Regions from separate parts of the Mus musculus genome. Here region 2 is linked to region 1. The links are chromatin loops, found by intact Hi-C in ENCODE. Cell type or tissue: heart. All regions are shown on one strand.

Evidence for each region. Hi-C counts contacts between places; a loop is a spot of excess contacts. Peaks named below come from ENCODE experiments on the same cell type or tissue, not always from the same donor. Only the 100,000 strongest peaks of a DNase experiment are listed, where the experiment ranks them.
Region 2: a loop joins it to region 1, with 2.4 times the contacts of the local background. A loop is called at or near these places in 3 of 42 quality-filtered maps.

The regions. Positions count from the first base shown.
Region 1 is chr8:111,676,984-111,679,483 of GRCm38, forward strand. No RefSeq gene overlaps it. Among named protein-coding and RNA genes, the nearest start is that of Mir7076, 11 kb to the right of the region's middle. In heart, a CTCF peak has its summit at 1,301 (motif pointing right); no DNase peak of the experiment used is centred here.
Region 2 is chr8:111,912,030-111,914,529 of GRCm38, forward strand. It overlaps Tmem231 (transmembrane protein 231), which reads right to left. Exons shown (of 7, transcript NM_001033321.2): 6 at 2,460-2,500; 7 at 1-2,080. The coding sequence ends at 1,903. Gm36531 (a long non-coding RNA gene) reads left to right here and starts at 2,077. Exons shown (of 3, transcript XR_879201.2): 1 at 2,077-2,172. In heart, a CTCF peak has its summit at 1,352; no DNase peak of the experiment used is centred here; H3K27me3 peaks cover 255 bases.

The sequences.
Region 1 (2,500 bases):
CCAAGACCAGGCCCTTCAGCTGTATTCTCTTTAAAAGAATGGCCAGCGGAAGGCTCTCTGCCACCCACAAAACACAGCTAGCTCCACCTCCTGCAGTACTTGTACAGGAGCCGCTGTTGTAACATCGTACCCTGGGTGAACGCAGGCGCTTCCTGGATAAGGCTTGACTGCTGGGTTTATATATTTTCAGCTGGTAGAAAGCAAGGTCACCTGAGTGGGGATGAGAGCGAGGCCTGATTAACATGGGCTGACTGGAAACAGGCAGGCCAGTCACAGCAGCCCCTAATTGGCTTGTTTGGTTTTTGTTTTGTTTTGTTTTGTTTTGTTTTTGAGACGGGATCTCTCTCTAGCCCTGGCTGTCCTGGAACTTACTATTTAGACCAGGCTGATCTCGAACATACAAAATTCCACCTGCCTCTCAAGTGCTGGGATTACAGGTGTGCACATGGTAGCCGGTATTTTTTTCCCTAGTTGTTATGTATATTTGGATGAATTTGGGAATATGAGTCTGTTTTTTCTTTTCCTTGAGTTTTTTTTCTGGTTTGAGACAGGTTCATGTTGTAACTCCAGCCTACATACCCCAGGCTGGCCTTGACTTCAGAATAGGGCACCACGTCTCCTGGAACCAGAATTACAGACAGTTGTGAGTCCCCATGTGGGTGCTCAGGTCTGGTGGAAGGGCACAGTGCTCTGAGCCATCTCTCCAGCCCCAGATTACCCTTGAACTCAGGGTAATCTGGGCTCAACTAAACCCCACTCCCCTCACCCTTCTCAGCCTCTGTAGTGCTGGGATTCCATACATGAGACACCACAACCACCCCAACTCTGCCTTCCAAGTGTAAGTTTTGTAATAGTTAAGTACAGAGCAAGTGTATTTGATGAGAAGTTATCAGGTAAATAGAGATAGATGTGTTAGAGATACAACTTATACTCAGGGTCAAAGAACTCTCTTGCAAACTATCAAATTCATAATTTCAAAATAAAATTCAAATGGTTTAATGTTGAAATGATGATATTAGAGTATATTGGAGTAAATACATTTTTAAAATTAGGTCGCCTATTTATTTTTTTTTTTCCTTTTGGTTTTTTCCAGACAGGGTTTCTCTGTGTAGCCCTGGCTGTCTTGGAACTCACTTTGTAGACCAGGCTGGCCTCGAACTCAGAAATCCACCTGCCTCTGCCTCCCCAGTGCTGGGATTAAAGGCATTCACCACCACCGCCCTGCAGGTCACCTATTTTTTGATAAAGTACAGAACTGGGTTAGAAAATGACTGCAGTTTTAATACTGACCACCAGGTGGCAACCCTATCTCAGAACTGCTATGTTCAGCCTCCGCCAGAAGGACCTTGCCTGGAGAGAAATGGACCTAGGTTTGTGTTTGCTGTTCTGGTTTTATATTAATTACACCTTACACCTGGCCTGGTTGTGATCTTTGAGGTGCCTTATTTCAAGTCTTGCTTCTTCTCTGCTTGGCCTTTCACCTTTTGTTTTACTTTTCACAAATTCCACCCCAAACCAAGGCTGTTTCATGTCCTGAGTGACTAAGTTGTCCTGGCAGCCTTCGCCTCAACGCCATACCATCAAAACATCTAATATTCTACAGGGAAGAGAAAAAGTATTGTGAAGAACTTTGAGAAATGCAGAAAGGATCCCAGCCATGCTTACCAGCAGGCTGGGCTAGTATAACTCTGGCTGCCTCACCCAGAACGACCCAGAGACAATGGAGAGGAAGCCGATTTGAACCAGGAGCTGTGGTCAGGGCTGTGGCCAGTGGCTGAGGCTGAGGCTGGGCTGTGGGAAGATCAAATGGGAAGGAAAGGGCCTGAACCTGCTGTTTCTCCTCACTCTGACACCTTGGGTAGGAGGTGCCGGCCCCAGGCCCACCTCAAACAGCTTCTTCGTCCTCAGAATACGGGGGTCAGGTGCAAGTGAGGAGCCAGGGACAATGGGAAGGACACCCCCTGATTCCCATCCTGTTCCTCCAAGTCTCCTCTGGATGTCATGAAAAGACGAAGTGTTTCCCTGGTGCTCGGGCCTGTGGGGCTCTTCCACGGGCTCACCCACCACTTCCATCTGCCTGATTCTGAGACTTGGATCCCTTCCCTCTGCTCTAGTAGAGTTATAATGAGAAAATACTTGAAAAGAAAGCCCACTCATTGGGATTACAGATTCTGTTAGAAATAGGAACATTGGTGGACGTGGGCAAGATTCAAAACAGGCAAAAATAAGCCTAGTAAACAAAAGATATTAGTGATCAAGTAATAAAAGCCATTAAAGAATCCAGTAGGGTGCTGGGAAGTGGTGGCGCACGCCTTTAATCCCAGCACTTGGGAGGCAGAGGCAGAAGGATTTCTGAGTGCGAGGCCACCCTGGTCTACAGAGTGAGTTCCAGGACAGCCAGGGCTATACAGAGAAACTCTGTCTTAAAAAAACAAAAGACAAAACAAACAAACAAACAAACAAGATCCAGATCGGAGAGAGGTGTGTGCCTTCCTTCCTC
Region 2 (2,500 bases), 240 kb after region 1:
TTAGAAAGTTATAAAACATCATTGAGTTCTCAGTACAATTTTTGCACAGGATAGTTTAATTTAATGCAAAGTATCTTTGGTCATCTTTCTGTGTCTTGCTATCTTTTTTCCATACAATATACTTCTGATCATGCCCCAACCCCATTTCCTTATTTTATTGAGATAGGGTCTCAAGTGTCCCCGGCTGGGCTCTAACTCAAGGATGATCCTGAATTTCTCTGCTCCTGCCTCCACCCACAATGCACCGGGGTTATAGGCTTGCACCACCATAAAGGTTTATGTGTAGCTGGGGATGGAACACAGGGCTCCAAGTGTGCCAGGCAAGCGCTCTTCCAACTGAGCCACATCTCATAACCTTTTTGAAATTGAAATCAGAGACCATTTTTTTCATGTATATCTTCAGAAAAAAAAAAAAACCCCACTCAGGCACATAATCAGCTGTGTTAAGTCGGAGAAACTAGTACCAGAGAGTTTTTCTCCCTGAATACTCAAAATAGCTTTATTTTCAAAATTCTTACTTTGCTCAGCCTGACAGAAGGATGTCTCCAAGGTAAACTGAGGCACGTGGTGAGGAGTGTTTGTGGTTAGACCTGGAGGCATGGGGGATGGGGTAGGGAAGTCCTTTCAGGGCAGGGCTAATGATGTGGCAGAGTTTTTTAGGAGAGCACACTTGCTAGGGGAAGGAACGGGGCCAAATAACAGTTTTGGATGCAGAGTAGATGTCTTTGTAGATACATACCTCTATAGATTACAGGGCTATCTGGCTAGGCTTCTTGTCACTCCTTTAATGGCCAGGCTGGCTTAGATGCTCTGCTCAGCCTCTTTCCTCACCCTCCTCATGCCTTCCCCCAGAGCCTCCCCTCTGTTAAGTACTCTGTTCCTTAATCAAGGGAACTGCAAAACAACTGAGTTTTCAGCTCAGCCTCCAAATAAACCCTGCGGTTGTCAGGCAGTGGAAGCCAATGCCAACAACAACCCCTCTGTCACCCACATCCTTTCAGAAAGGGGGAAGGCCATCAAGGAGGAGTGGCCAGGCTGTTGGGTGAGAGCCAGGGAGAAAGAACCAGTTGTTAGAAGCCCACCATCCTCCCCTGGTGCAGGGAGGGGGTAGGCGGACGGACTGAATGAAGCAGGCGCTTCTGACTCCAGCCGCCATCCCAGGGGCACAGACAGAGGGCAAGAAACAGGGCACAGAGCCAGCCGCACCAGGAACAGAGGGCCGTTCAGCTGAGCTGATGACAGACCCCCACCTATTAGCCTGAGGGCAGGTGTCTGGTCCTCCTGCCCTTAAGTTACCCGCCAGCAAGCACGCGGTTCTGAGCCGCTTGTATTTAGGTCCTGGCCTGCCCCCTTTCGGTCTCCAGTTAAGAGGCTTCAGTTCTGGAAATCAAAGTTCTGAATGGGCACTGTGTAGATACCTAGGAGTAGAATGTACTCGGGGCTTGCGTGTTTCTTGTGAGAGCCCCTGGGGAGGCTAAGAAAGCGGCTAGCTTATGATAGGAGATAGGAGTGCGCAGGGCGTCCCAGCTCAAAAGACTCTTCGCTTGACCGGAGGTGGGGCTCTTTCAAAGATGTATGAACTCACAGTAATTGTCTCCCTGAAATTCAAGGCCAAAGCAAAGCAAAGCAAAGCAAAACCAGAAACAAAACAAAACAAAACGAAAATCACAGCCTCCGGCCACCCTGAGACCTTTCCACAAACTAGTGTTTGTGGGTTCCCTCGGTGCTTTGAAGGCGTGGATTTTGTGCAGTCCAGCCCTGGAAAAACCGTTGTCTCTGAAGTGAAACATGCAGGCCTGAAAGTGTCCGGTGGGCTCTTCGCAGAAATGTTGTAAGATGGCAGGTCTCAGAAGACAGGAATGAGGTAGCCGCGGTCCCTCGGGCTCCTGACGGGGTATCTTCTCAGGATAAGTGCTCTTTCCGTATCTCTCCCTGGGGCACGGCTACAGGGATAGAGGTCACTACTTGGTTCTGAAACACGAAGATTTTGATTCTTTCAAACACCCAGAGGAAGATCAGCAGGATGCTGACATACTGGATCCAGGCGAACTTGATCATCTCCCAGAACCCTGGCTGGTAAGTACAAGGCGCTAAGGAGACTACACACGTAAGACGCCGTTACCCGGAAGGAGGCAACAGCTACACGTAAGACGCCGTTACCCCGGAGCTCAGGTCAGATGGGAAATAGAAAGAATATTTCAAATACTCTTCAGATAAAATGGATGACCAGAGATTATTAAGATATAAATATGGTTAATTCTGCCTCAGAAGAATTGCTTAGAAAGAAATAGGCACAGGAAATTGATTTTTCTTTGCTGTGGGAACGGCAGTCATTTGTGTTGGGCTGCAGCAATTTCCTATCTTGTGAGGCCCACATCTGTTCCTACTTGGGGTAGCTAAAGAAGCTCTCCTTTCTTAGTGGAAATGAGCGACCACGGGGCAGCTAACAGAAAGGATATGAAATGACTTCCGTGGGATAGCGGATGACAGCATGGATCAC